Linked DNA regions of Homo sapiens: all the other regions are linked to region 1. A link is a loop called in an ENCODE intact Hi-C map of the cell type or tissue named here. Cell type or tissue: heart left ventricle. All regions are shown on one strand.

Evidence for each region. Hi-C counts contacts between places; a loop is a spot of excess contacts. Peaks named below come from ENCODE experiments on the same cell type or tissue, not always from the same donor. Only the 100,000 strongest peaks of a DNase experiment are listed, where the experiment ranks them.
Region 2: it touches region 1 in a loop (17-fold over the local background); 89 of 110 quality-filtered maps call a loop at or near these places.
Region 3: it touches region 1 in a loop (5-fold over the local background); 3 of 110 quality-filtered maps call a loop at or near these places.

The regions. Positions count from the first base shown.
Region 1 is chr15:99,702,402-99,707,401 of GRCh38, reverse strand. MEF2A (myocyte enhancer factor 2A) reads right to left here. Exons shown (of 12, transcript NM_001319206.4): 9 at 4,017-4,040; 10 at 547-673. Among named protein-coding and RNA genes, the nearest start is that of LYSMD4, 29 kb to the left of the region's middle. In heart left ventricle, CTCF peaks have their summits at 2,838 (motif pointing right) and 3,538 (motif pointing left); no DNase peak of the experiment used is centred here; H3K4me3 peaks cover 402 bases; H3K27ac peaks cover 3,111 bases.
Region 2 is chr15:99,284,259-99,289,258 of GRCh38, reverse strand. It overlaps LRRC28 (leucine rich repeat containing 28), which reads right to left. Exons shown (of 10, transcript NM_144598.5): 4 at 1,965-2,002; 5 at 1,308-1,445. It also overlaps the pseudogene HNRNPA1P62. Among named protein-coding and RNA genes, the nearest start is that of LRRC28, 35 kb to the right of the region's middle. In heart left ventricle, a CTCF peak has its summit at 2,657; no DNase peak of the experiment used is centred here.
Region 3 is chr15:99,299,973-99,304,972 of GRCh38, reverse strand. All of the region lies in intron 5 of LRRC28 (leucine rich repeat containing 28), which reads right to left. Among named protein-coding and RNA genes, the nearest start is that of LRRC28, 51 kb to the right of the region's middle. In heart left ventricle, no CTCF peak of the experiment used is centred here; no DNase peak of the experiment used is centred here.

The sequences.
Region 1 (5,000 bases):
AACAGCCCTTGTTTTGCCCCTCAGGTGCACATGACATGGACCAAGCTAGTGGTTACAGGGAGGAAAACAGCCTGTTCGACACAGCCAAACGTCGGCCACCTCCTGAAGTCTCAGGTCCAAAGGGATTCATGTCTTTCCCAAAGCAGGTTAACACAGCATAAAGACAAACATCTTATTTTAAAAGCCTGGAAAAGCGTGATACTGTATGAAGAGAAACTACATCAGCAATACTCAAGCAACAGGCTGCTCCCCTCTTGGCTTGATGCATGTCACCATTTTGCTATCATCCACGTGGCTTTGTGTCAGGGGTTAAGTGAAAGTTCACACTGGAGAAGCCGGAATAACTTACTCATCGCACTATCCACACTATCCATTTTGTTTGTAATTTTTTCAAGGCTAGCACATTGAAAAATACATCCTAATTTAAATCTAAAAAACTGGAAATAGTTTATTTCAATAAATATACTTAAAAAAAATCACAGAAGCACACGTTGATCACAAAACAGAGAGCGGTAAAACCTACGGAAGGCACCAGAGCAGGCTCACCAGTGTTGTAGGCAGTCGGCATTGCTGAGTACACAAGTCCTTGCGGAGGCAAGCTTGGGGTTGTCACAGACACGACTGGGGTAGCAAGAGGTTGAGTGGCTTGAGAACTACTGATCCTCTGGGTATTCTGTGAGATCAAAAAAGAGAAAATGTGTTCTGATGTGGTATTTATGTTGACTTAAAAATCACTTTCAATTTAAGTGACATTTTTCACAGTTTCATATGAATGTCATTTTCTGAAGCACTGATGATGTGAAAACTTCAAAAATACTAGTGAGAATAACTAAATATTTAATTTGAAGGGTCCTATTTTTACATTAATTCTTTTAAAATAGTTGATTAGTGTCAGACACCCCACGTTAAAATAGGAACTTCTGTTACAGGCATTAGCACTTCTATTTGTTGCACAAAATGAGGACTTGATGCCACTACAAATACTGTCAGACTCCCCTAAATGAAGTATGTGTAGGTTTTAAATACCTGATGATGGCAAAGGTCATCTGTATATATAGGGATTGTACGTCTATGAGTATAGGAATCAAAACTACTTTTCTTTGCGGTATTATTTACGTGTTAACACGGTTTGAAGTCATGGCTTATTGGGTGCAGCTTGTATTCTTATTTCTTTCTCTCCAATCATGCAGTTGACCTATTTTTTAACAACAGATTCGGACATGTATCCCTTCATAGTCCCCTGGCCTTCTGTAGCAGAGGCTTTGAGTAGAGAATTTTGAATCAAGTACTGCCGACAGGGCAGTGGAAGAGCAATATTAAATGCTTTTTGCCAACTGGATGCATCTGTGTAGCATCCTATCCATGCTGGGAATGGATAAAAAAAATTCAACTATTAAATAATCCAGTTAGTCTAAGACAGTCATTGTCCTTAACGTGTAGGAGTACGACAGAAGCAGTTTCTCGCCAAACTGGCTTAAGGTAACGGTTTTTGAAAATCAAAGATCAGAGGAACACAACAGACTCTGTGTCACTAGCACATAAGAAAGCCACAGCACAACTCTATTTGTTTTTTATAAATTATGTTACAGCCTGATAACTGACATTCGGGGGTCTGAGCCAAATCAGTAAAGTATAATTCAGTGCCTTTGAGATTATGAAGAGTTAGAATGTGATTCCATTTTCTCTATCACAATTTTCAAAAGGGTACATCAGACAAAAAGGCCTTTGGCTAGATGTAGACACTTACAAACATTCGATGAGGATCCTGATCTCAGTTTATTTCTTTTTAATTTCTACTTTCTAACCTAGGTTAGAAGATGTGAGAAAGATCATGTGGATGTGGATGTATTGCCTGAGTTTCTGTCCCAGATTCACCATTTCCTAGGCATTGGGAAAATAATTTGACCTCTCTGAACTTCTTCATTGTCAAATAAAGAAGATATAGCAATCTTTGTCCTGGCTGCCTTGCACAGCTACTGTGAGAATCAAATGAGGTTACTATGTCAGAAGTGCTTTCATAACTGAAGTACTACACAAATATAAGATAATATCCTTATTGTCCTAAGAAACCCTCTGTCCCAAATTTCTATATAACTGGTGGGAAAAAAGATACATATTTTTATTCCTTCTAATCCATAGCCTAGTCTACTGCAGCTTTCATGAAGTCAAGTTGTTCTAGTATTGCTCGGCTTCTAAAGGAATCTGTCGCTGGTCTTAACAGTACAGTCTTTAGTGCAGGCCCCAGGGCACCTGTCCTTCTGCACTTCGGATCAGAGTCATCCACAATTATACTTTAGAGCTCAAGGCAAGCTGAACAACTTTCTAAGTTGTAACGGACTGTGCTTCTGATTATATTTTGGTTCTGGCACATAAAGTTCTGCATTTTTAATTGATTAAGTTTTAAATAATATAAATGGCTGTTTATAAGTTTTTAGGTATGTATTTTAAAGTCTTCAAGGACCTAATATATTTATCTCTGAGGTTCTGTAATTACAGATGTACTCTGAGGAATGTGGAAAATCAATGTATGCCAGTTCGGAATATATTTTAGTCTCAGCATCAAGTTTATAAATTTAATGACTTTTCGAGATAGAGATCTACTTTGGACTTAATTTCTTCTTTAATATTTAGTCTGGAACTTCATAAGTCCAATCACTAGGTGAAAGAATACAGTATGACATAGTTTGGCCTGGACCCTACCTACTCCATGGCATCATCTTCATGCAATCTCCTGGCATGTCTTCAAAAGCAGTGAAGACTTCAAACACTAGTTCCACTCATCTAAGCTCCTCATCTCAACGGCACTGAGTTCTACAAGAGTGAGTGATTTTCAGAACCACAAGAGGGCAGTATAGTGCTAGATAATTCATGGACGCATTCACAACTCCTTGAACAGTGAGGTCTAACCTAAGGTGAATTATTTTAGCTTGAATTATAAACTCTCATTTACTGATCATTATGGTATCATTAAGTAAAGTGTTTCTCCAAAAGATATTCATAATATAATTCAAAACATTTACAGCTGACTAGAATATTTCAGTTGGCCAATACAAAACTACACCCAAAACTGTGAGTGATCACAAAGCTAAATAAAGAACAATCTCGTATTTTAAGGGGAACAGATAACCTTCTTTGAAAAGAAAACAAACTGTGCAAAACACACCAGCATGCATAAACATGGAATATTAAAACCAACGGATGCCTTCCTCCCCCATGCTTTCATGCACTCTTAACCTTTGTCCATGCTAAGAAACATTTTCAAGTTTTTATTCCCCTTAAAGTCCTTTAATTAGCAGCTGACTTTGAAATTATATGATGACTCCTGTGAGGTTTTGGTTTTAGTTCCTAAAGAAGAAATAGATCAACTGCAAGCTGCTTTTAGTCAAGTTTATTTTCTAGAGGAAAAGCCAACAGAAAACGTTTGTTTTGGAAAAAGGGCAATAGTTGCTTTTAAGAAAAGAGCGCCTTCTGATAGAAAAGTAAACTTATATACACATTCAATTACAGACATTCCTTTTAGTAAACAGGGAACCCCCTTGTGGTTCAGGCTGTATCATGCAGGATGAAATAATTCCAACGCTGAAAAAGGTGACCTCACCAAAAATGATGTAATCTTTTTGAAAGAGAAACAACACAACATCGTGTGTTACAATCTGAGGAACTTCGAGGGTGAAGTCATTTTCTAAAAATATTTCAATAATTTGGAGAGCTATATAAGGTATTTTGTATCTTTCCTTAAAAAAAAAATTAACAAGTATCCTATGCTCATGGACAGCTACTGTTTTTAAAGGCTCTATTCCAATGTTCCCTCCAACAAATAAAATGGGTCAACACATACAATTATAAATAGAAAAACTAGAGTCTGTAGTACCAGTAGATTGCTTTATTCAAAGTGTTTGAATAGTGTTTAAAAAAATTTGTGTAACAAAGGGAACATTGGTTAGATAACAACACGTAAGAGAATTAGTACTTTCTACATCTTTTTCAACTTCCTTCAAGCAGAAACCCACACTCACCAACTCCAATTCCTCTTCCTCCGACTGTACTCAGCACATAAGAGGGATAAGAGAGTTACTAAGACTGTTGGTACTCACAAACAAAATATTTCTTTAGAAAAAACATATTTGGACACTAGCAGCTGTCTGGAACTCTAAAGAGACGATTATATACACAACAGATAGAAATATAAATTACTTGTCTCTACTTGTTGAGTTTTCAAAAGACTAGAAAAATTATTTTAAATTCTCTAGGGCCAGTATTCAAAGACACCCTCCTACCCCAACTTGGTCTGCTCTCATGCTGGCCTCTTATACATAGTCATGCTACTGCAACAGTATTTAAAAGGGGTTCCTCATCATGCTATCGATCTGTATTTGGAACTGTGAGAATATCAACTCTGTACTTGTAACTCTGTATCTTAATCACCCTACTATTACCCCACCTGGTGATACATGTTATCTATCTCCTACTGAATTCTGCTTCTTGGCAGAAAGAAACTGCTGTATGTTTTATTTCCCGCAGGAGCTAGCAGTTATAAAACAACAGGAACACAAACATTTGTTAATAAATACATGAGTTTTAAATACCAGTTTTATATATGTTTATCATTTGCAAATATATTTTCATGTGAATAAAATGACTTCAATGGAGAAAAACCACATATTTGAAGAAAATGAGACTGAAGGAGAAATGAATTCATAAGTCATGTAAAGAAAAGAAATAAGGCTGGGCACGGTGGCTCACGTCAGGAGTTCAAGACCAGCCTGGCCAAGATGGTGAAACCTTGTCTCTACTAAAACTACAAAAATTAGCCAGGTGCGGTGGCAGGTGCCTATAATCCCAGCTACTCAGGAGACTGAGGCAGGAGAATTGCTTGAACCCGGGCGGCAGAGGTTACAGTGAGCTGAGATCACGCCACTGCACTCCAGCCTGGGTGACAGAGTGAGACTCCGTCCAAAAAAAAAAAAAAAAAGAAACATTTTTGCTCCTTTTCTCCATAA
Region 2 (5,000 bases), 420 kb after region 1:
ATTATCTATCTTTTTTTAATATAGGAAACCATATATGACAGTGGAATTTGCTAATACGTGGATTCACAAAGCAAGGTCTCTGGATGCTCCTCCCAAGAAATCAAAGGGTTTAATGGTGGCTCTCAATAAAATGCAAGATTTTAGTACTGCCTATCTATAAGGCACATTCATAATTTATTTACATGTTCATCAGGCAGAACTGAAAATCCTAAGGCTCAAATTTAAATTGTTCTACTAAATTTTAGTATGATTCCTTTTAAAATCAAAGTTAACATACTAGGTCAGGCATGGTGGCTCACACCTATAATCCCAACACTTTGGGAGGCTGAGGCAGGTGGATCACTTGACGTCAGGAGTTTGAGACTAGCCTAGCCAACATGGCAAAACCCTGTCTCTACAAAAAATACAAAAATTAGCCAGGCATGGCTTCACGTGCCTGTAGTCCAAGCTACTTGGAAGGCTGAGGCATGGGAATCACTTGAACCCGGGAGGCGGAGGCTGCAGTGAGCCGAGATCACGCCACTGCACTAGAGCCTGGGCAACAGAGTGAGACTCTGTTAAAAACAGAAAAAAAAAGTCAACCAGGCACGGTGGCTCATGCCTGTAATCCCAGAACTTTGGGAGGCCAAGGCAGGTGGATCACAAGGTCAGGAGATTGAAACCACCCTGGGCAACATGGTGAAACCCTATCTCTACCAAAAATACAAAAATTAGCTGGGTGTGGTGGCACGCGCCTGTAATCTCAGCTACTCAGGAGGCTGAGGCAGGAGAATCGCTTGAACCTGGGAGGCAGAGATTACAGTGAGCTGAGATTGTGCCACTGCACTCCAGCCTGACGACAGGGCAAGACTCTATCTCAAAAAAAAAAAAAAAAAAAAAAAAAAAAAGTTAATGTACATTAGTTACCTCACTAGAGAGTAAGAGAGAAAACATTGTATGCATTTGACTTTTGGATAGTAAAATGATTATATCACGCAAAGTTCACCTAAATTCTCTTATGTGAAATTCAGAACTGAAGTAACTCTTTGTACAAATATTTTGCCAGAGCAGTGATTCAAAGGGATATTGGATGCAATGCACAATTGTAGTAATTGTAGCTATATCTAAAATATAAATTCTACCTTCTTACATTTGCATCACAAAAAAGACTCTTAGTAATATTTCACCCATTCTTTAGTTTCATCTTCAAACAAATGGACAAATACTTATAAATACATCTACAGCTCATTGCCTAGACATAGAGTGAGAAATATGAATACAGATTTATAATAGACAAGAAACTATAGTGTGCTAGAGACTATGATTACCTGGAGGTAGGAATTGCAGTTGGTTATTAGCTAATCGAAGATGACGTAAAGCTCTCAGACGACCAATTTCTGGGCAAACAATTTCTAAGGCATTGTCACTAAGATCCAGACATTGGAGTTTTACAAGAGACCCAATGGCTTCAAAGAGAAAAGGAGAAGGCAAAATGAATTTGACTCAAGTATTACATCAAATCTTTAAAGCAAGTATTCCAAGTTAAAATATTTTACTACTTAATTTCCTTGTCTCAGTTGCTCACAAAATAGTAAAAACACAGATCAAACTAAGTTCATGAAAGTGATAAATACTTCCAGCTCAAGATAAAATATAACTTAAAATACAGCACAAATAAAAACATTAAGACTAAAATAAATCAAGAAATGATACACAGGGCTTTTTTTATCTGACCAGAATTCTTAACTAGATTTATTAAATTTACAACTTATTATCTACCTAATAGCAATTTATCCAACAATAGTTTACCTAACCATTATAACCATTTTAGATTTATTTAATTATAGTTCTTAACTGGACTTATTAGAAGAAAAAAGTTTTGAAGCTAAAAAATTAAAGGTGTCTTAAAAATAAAATTTGATCTATTTATAAAGCAAAGCTTAAATTATATTATCTTCTAACTAAAATTTTTAAGTTAAACATACCTTCCGGAACCACAACTATGTTATTTGAGTGCAGGTATCTAGGAAGGAAAAAGAAAAAAAACAGCCATTATCATTAAGTACTTTTGCCAGATAATCAGTTTATAAAATGCTCACTTAGAAATTTATCAAATATAAATAGGCCACAACTTTTGCACCCTACTCTAATGCATCAACATACAATAATGGTTATCACAGCTAACTAATAATACTTTGAGAAAAATATTTTGTACCAGAATTGCAAATATTAAATCTATTTACTGATTTAGTTGTTATTTTAAAATAAAAGCATACATAATGGATAAACTATAAGGTCTTTTTAACTTCATAACACAAATTACTAGTTTTTCCAGTTCATTTTATTCAGGCTTTAAAAAATATACTTACTGTGTGAAGAAAAATCAACACCTATTGTGTAAAGGAAGATGAACTTTTCGTTTCTAAAAAATAACTTCACAAAATAAAGATATTTCTAGCTAGCATGCATACGGAGAACCAACAACAGATTAAATATCATTTACAGTGTCTGTAGAAATACTCAACTGTCGAGGTACAGAATTTATTTCATGGCAAAAGAAATTTTGTAACAAGAAATCAAATGCTTCTCTTAAAAAATCTTTTTCACAGAGGCTGAGAAGTCTAGACAAGCCTAAGTAACAATTTTCCCACTACAGTGTCTTTAGCACACTCTGGTGGAGACTTCCTGCAATCAGTAACCAACTATTCAGAGCAAAACAAGTGAATGCTGGAGATCACACAACAATAATTTAAGAAAATAAATTTATATCATTGATTTAGAGACAAGAGAACAAGATTTTAGTAAAAACCTATGGTTTTATTTATTGTACTTTAAAAATAAATCTTTATGGCCGGGCGCGGTGGCTCACGCCTGTAATCCCAGCACTTTGGGAGGCAAGGAGGGCGGATTGCCTGACCTCAGGAGTTCGCGACCAGCCTGAGCAACAAGGTGAAACCCCATCTCTACTAAAATACAAAAAAATTAGCCAGGCGTGGTGGCGTGCATCTGTAGTCCCAGCTACTTGGGAGACTGAGGCAGGAGAACTGCTTGAACCTGGGAGGCGGAGGTTGCAGTGAGCCGCGATTGTGCCACTGCACTCCAGCCTGGGCAACAGAGTGAGACTCCGTCTCAAAAACAAAAACAAACAAACAAACAAAAAATTTATAAAGTACTTTTAAATAGAATTCAGAAGTTTTCTTCTGCATTCTTAAAGTCTAATATTGAATATTAAAATGTCAATAAACACAAAATAAGACAGAAAATTGATAATTTTATGAAGATTATTTTATGTTGAATTAAATCAATTTTGTAGAAGGTTAACTAACCTGCTGGGTATAACACAATTTAAATAAGCCCACCATTTACTCTATGATACATTTCATTCCTTGCTTTCTGTATATGAAATCAATACTCTTTAAACATTAATTTTAGGAAGGAATACCTAAATCAAAATAGAGAACTGATTAAAAAAATTTTTTTCAACAAAATACTTGCCTCAATTCAAGTTCCACCTATAAAAAAGACGTTAAAATGTCCAAATCAAAATATGAACTAAAGTACCCACTATTATGATTAGAATTTTTCAAACAGACTTTAAAATATTATCTACATATAATCAAGATGCTGTATGAAATAGTACACAGTGGCTGCCCATGGATGCTGCTGAGGAAGCATCGTTAAAGTCTCTCCTCCCCCTGCCGTCAAGTCTAAGTCAGTCTCCTAAAGAGCCCGAACAGCTGAGGAAGCTCTTCATTGGAGGCCTGAGCTTTGAAACAACCGATGAGAGCCTGAGGAGTCACTCTGAGCAATGGGGAACGCTCACGGACTGTGTGGTCATGGGAGATCCCAACACCAAGCACGCCAGGGGCTTTGGGTTTGTCACTATACCACTGCGGAGGAGGTGGATGCAGCCATGAATGCAAAGCCACACAAGGTGGACAGAAGAGTTGTGGGACTAAAGACAGCTGTCTCAAGAGAAGATTCTCAAAGACCAGGTGCCTACTTAACTGTGAAAAAGATATTTGTTGATGACATTAAAGAAGACACTGAAGAACATTACCTAAGATTATTTTGAACAGTATGGAAAAATTGAAGTGATTGAAATCATGACTGACTGAGGCAGTGACAAGAAAAGGGGCTTTGATTTTGTAACCTTTGATGACCATGACTTCGTGGATAAGACTGTCACTCAGAAATACCATAATGTGAATGGCCACAACTGTGAAGTCAGGAAAGCCCCATCAAAGCCAAGAGATGGCTAGTGCTTCATCCAGCCAAAGAGGCTGAAGTGATTCTGGAAATTTTGATGGTGGTCGTGGAGGTGGTTTTGATGGGAATGACAACTTTGGTCGTGGAGGAAACTTCAGCAGTCATGATGGGTTTGGTGGCAGCCATGGTGATGGTAGATATGGTGGCAGTGGGGATGGCTACAATGGATTTGGTAATGATGGAAGCAATTCTGGAAGTGGTGGAAGCTACAATGATTTTGACAATTGCAATAGTCAGTCTTCAAATTTTGAACCCATGAAGGGAGGACAATGGTGGCAGAAGCTCTGGCTCCTATGGGGGTGGAGTCCAATACTTGGCCAAACCATGAAACCAAAGTGGCTATGCCAGTTCCAGTAGCAGCAGCAGCTATGGCAGTGTCAGAAGATTTTAATTACTGCCAGGAAACAAAGCTTAGCAGGAAAGGAGAGCAAGAGAAGTGACAGGGAAGCTACAGGTTACAACAGTTTTGTGAACTCAGCCAAGCACAGTGGTGGCAGGGCCTACCTGCTACAAAGAAGACATGGTTTAGACAAATACTCATGTATATGGGCAAAAAACTCGAGGACTGTATTTGTGAATAACTGTATTATTTTAGTTTCTGTTCTGTGGAAAGTGTAAAGCAGTCCAACAAAGGGTTTTAATGTAGATTTTTTTTTTTGCACTCATGCTGTTGATTGCTAAATATAGTAGTGTGATCATGACGCTGAATAAATGTATCTTTAAAAAAAGATAACAGAGTGTTGCCAATCCTG
Region 3 (5,000 bases), 400 kb after region 1:
TATTGTTGAAAAGAGGCACATTGTTGTGGAGGCCCAACAAAATGAGAGAAGCAAGGCTAAAGCTGTATTTTTACATAAATAAAAATAAAAGCAAGAAATAGATCAAATGATTAAAAATTATACTGAATAGGGTCGTGATCCCCATAGATCACTTTAATAAATAGTCTTTCAGACCCTCATTCTTGTTAACATTGCTACCTATACACACATAAAGAAATATATATAAGGCTGGGCACGGTGGCTCATGCCTGTAATCCCAGCACTTTGAGAGGCACAGGCAGGTGGGTCACTTGAGGTCAGGAGTTCAAGACCAGCCTGGCCAACACGGTGAAACCCCGTCTCTACTAAAAATACAAAAATAAATAAATAAATAAATGAGCCGGGCGTGTTGGTGCACACCTGTAATCCCAGCTACTCAGGAGACTGAGGCACAAGAATCACTTTAACCCAGGAGGCAGAGGTTGCAGTGAGCGGAGATCACATCACTGCACCCCAGCCTGGGTGACAGAGTAAGACCCTGTCTTGAAAAAAAAAGAAAAAAGAAAAGGAATATATATAAATGAATGGAGTGCCGGAAAAAGGAAAAATAAGTTTTGCTCTTCAAAAGACACCCCAATTAAAAAAATACACAAACCGCAGACTGAGAAAAAATATTTGCAAATCATATATCTGATAAATGACTTGTATCCAGATAATCACAGGGGTTGACAAAAGTTGACAACCTTGCTGTAAAGGGCTATTTATGTAAATCGTTTTTGCAAACCATATGGTCATTGTCACAACTACTCAACTCTGCCACTGCAGCATAAAAGCAGCCAGAGACAATATGTAAACGAATGGACATGGCTGTATTCCAAAAAAACTTTATTTACTAAATCAGATGAAGTGCTAGACTTGGCCCACAGGTCAGAGTTTTCTAACCTCGGTCCCTAGTATATCCGTACAGGTTATCTGATACTGAGTCTCTGACAGCAATTTTACAATTCTGTAAACTACAGATAACTGATAACAATGTAAACAATTCTTGTTTATAAACACATACATAAATTACATCCAGTGGGGGGGACAATGCTCTGTCTTTGTTGAGAAAACTAGCTTTGCCTCCATTTGAATATTCATTTATATTCTTTTTTTTTTTGCAATGGAGTTTTACTCTTGTCCCCCAGGCTGGAGTGCAATAGCGAGATCTCATCTCACTGCAACCTCCACCTCCCGGATTCATGCGATTCTCCTGCCTCAGCCTCCTGAGTAGCTGGGATTACAGGCATGCACCACCACGCCCAGCTAATTTTTGTATTTTTAGTAGAGACGGAGTTTCACCATGTTGGCCAGGCTGATCTCAAACTCCTGACCTCAAGTGATCCTCCCACCTCGGCCTCCCAAAGTGCTAGGATTGTAGGCATGAGCCACCGTGCCCAGGCCGTTTTTATATTCTTGATCTATGAATGTGTGTGTTCTAGGGATTCTCCTTGAACTTGTTATAACACCTTATCAATTTACTCATTAATAAGTTAAATAAAAGCTTTGCCACATTTTAAATTTTTTATATCTGTATGGGCATCACGATCTTAGCTTTTTTATGAAAATTATCCATTAACACCAGTATACATAAAGAACTCTTACAATACAATAATAAGAAAATAAACAACTCAATTTAAAAATGGCCAAAAGATAGGCATAGTTAATATTTGCCAAAGAGATGGCAAATAGACACATGAAAAGGTGCTTAATCTTTAGTTATTAGTGAAATGCAAATTTAACACACAATGAGATGCCACTATACAGCAACTAGAATAGCTACCATAAAAAAGACTGAAGATACCAAATGCTGGCAAGGTTGAGGAACTGGAACCCTCATACACTGCTAGTGGGAATGTAAAATGGTACAGCCACTTTGGAAAACAGTTTGGCAGTTTCTTTCAAAGTTAAAAATACATCCAGCAATTCTACTCTTAGGTATTTATCCAAGAGAAAAGAAAACATATGCCTACAAAAAGCCTGTACACAAATGTTCATAGCAACATTATTCCTAACAGCCCAAACTGGAGACAGCCTAAATAAACAACTGATGAATAAACCAAATATGGCACATCCATACAATAAAACATTACTAAGCAATAAAAGATGAGGTTATATACATTTAAACTACTAAAACATGAGGTTATGTACATTTACATGAAATTTCTGGAAAGTCAAAACTATAGAGACAAAAAGCAAGATCAGTGGTTGACTGCGGGTGAGAACAAAGGCTAGCAATAAACAGGCACCAGGGAACTTTTTGCAATGACGGAAGTCTTCTAAAACTAGATTGTATTGAGGGTTCCTAAACTGTGGACATTGAATAAAGTTAATTAACTGTACATGTAAAATGATGAATTTTATGGCATATAAATTGCACTTCAATAAAGCTGTTAAAAAATCAATAGCTTGGTGGCACATGCCTGTAATCCCAGCTACTTGGGAAGCTGAGGCAGGAGAATTGCTTGAACCGGGGAGGCAGAGGTTGCAGTGAGCCAAGATTGCGCCATTGCACTCCAGCCTGGGCAACAAGAGTGAAACTTATTGCCCATCTCAAAAAAAACAAAAACAAAAACAAAAACACACACCCACACAAAGAAAATCAATAGCTTAAAAAATTATTAACTTGGCCAGGTGCGGTGGCTCAAGCCTGTAATCCCAGCACTTTGGGAGGCCGAGGCGGGCAGATCATGAGGTCAGGAGATCGAGACCATCCTGGCTAACACGATGAAACCCCATCTCTACTAAAAATACAAAAAAATTAGCCAGGCATGGTGGCGGGCACCTGTGGTCCCAGCTACTCAGGAGGCTGAGGCAGGAGAATGGTGTGAACCCGGGAGGTGGAGCTTGCAGTGAGCTGAGATCGCGCCTCTGCACTCCAGCCTGGGCAACAGAGCAAGACTCCGTCTCAAAAAAAAAAAAAAATTATTAACTCACGCCAAGAACAAAATTATTGACATTGTTATAAAGTTTAAGAAGATATTATTTAGATGACATTTAAGAGTGGTATGTAGAAAAAAAAAAGTGATGTATGGAACACACATTGTAAATCAGTATAGATAATGCCCTGGGGATAAGGAAATACAGGTTCTCTTTCTTGTCATACCATTATATATCATAATTTTACATATGTTTCTGATTTAGAAGTAGTTAGAAATTTAAACTACGGATAGGAAACAAACACTGGTAATATGTAAACTCTCACACCCTATTATGTCACCTCTTTTAGCAGCAGAAGCAAATTTTCAAAGGCATCATTTTAAGTCCTCCATAAAATCAAACCTGCTAGAGCTAGTATAAATTTAAAAATGTTGAGTTTTAATGGTAGAATGAATATCAGAATCCACCATGTTAAAATTTACCTACCACATTGGATAAGAAAATGGAGACACAGAGGGATCAAGTAACAATAATTTTATAGGCTTTTGCCTTATTGAAAGTTTATAGTACTTAAAGTTCCATGGAATTCCGTTGTGGGAGACTTAAATAGTTTTATCTATAAAGTTCAAATGCAATTTCACAGGATATCATAAGCAAACCAAGAATATTCAAATAAAATAGATATGGTGGTTGGTAATTTAGGAAAAAATTAAGAAGTACAGAATAGATAAAATTATTAGTAACTCTGATTTATGAAGCTGATTTTATTAAGAGTCTCAAAAGAAAAAGGTTAAAATGTTCATTTCCCTTTAAAAAATAGTATTCTATAGTCTATATTTAATATAACATGCACTTAAAAACAATACAAATATTTGACTCTTAGATTGCTAAATAATTTAGGGATTTGGTCTTTGTAAAATACATATTCAACTATGCTATTGGATCTTCTCACTTAAAGAGAATGAGTTACAGAAATTTATCTCTGAACAAGAGCAGCTCCTCTGATGGATAAAAATACTGCAAGACAACACCCTGTGTATATAAAACAGTAATGGTGATTCTTCCTTCACTGATTATGTACACAGAGCTGTACAGAAAAATTATCTCACATTTTTGAACATGTAGTATTCAGTCTCCTAGAGATATCAAGTAAAAGAAGAATAGCACCACAGAAATCATAATTTTGGTTCAGGACATATATGCAACAATGTGCATAACTGTGCACACTTTTTATTTTATTTTATTTTCTTAGACAGGGTCTCACTCTGTCACCCAGGCTGGAGTGCAGTGGCACAATCTTGGCTCACTGCAGCCTCCGCCTCTTGGGTTCAAGCGATTCTCATGCCTCAGCTTCCTGAGGGGCTGGGATTACAGGTGCACACCATCACATCCAGCTAATTTTTGTATTTTTAGTAGAAGCAGGGTTCACCATGTTGGCCAGGCTGGTCTCAAACTCCTGACCTCAAGTGATCCACCCACATCGGCCTCCCAAAGTGCTGGGATTACAGGCATGAGCCATGGTGCCCGGCCAATTGTGCATACCTTTAAAAATATTTTCCAATGTACATTTGTTCTGCTTTAGATTAAACACTATTTTCATAGCCTGTAAACAAAAAAATTATAAGTATTATTTGATTACTCAATTGAATATTTTAATAATTAAAATTTTAATTTTATATATGAGACTTGTACTTTCCTTCAGAAAAATATGCATTTATATTTTAAAACTAGGTAAAAATAGATAAAAATTCTAAGACTTTACATTACTATAAACATCCATATATATCTTTCAGCATTTTTTTCTCAGAATACTTTTTAATTATTTCAACATCTTATAATGACTATGAAATTACAGTAAAAACTATCTCATTTAAGAAAAATGGATTCATGCTACAACCTAAATATATAAGAAAATAACATGACTTCCACAAAACCTGCTGTTATTAAGAAAAAAAAACACTAAGTCACTAATATTAGTCTTGTAAATTCATACTAAAGTGAAGAATGCCAAACTTCTGAAATTTAAAAAAGTCATCAAACAGCTCTGCCGGGCTTTAATTCTCTTTCAGATTACGTCAGGAGCAGAGATGTCAGCAGATCCA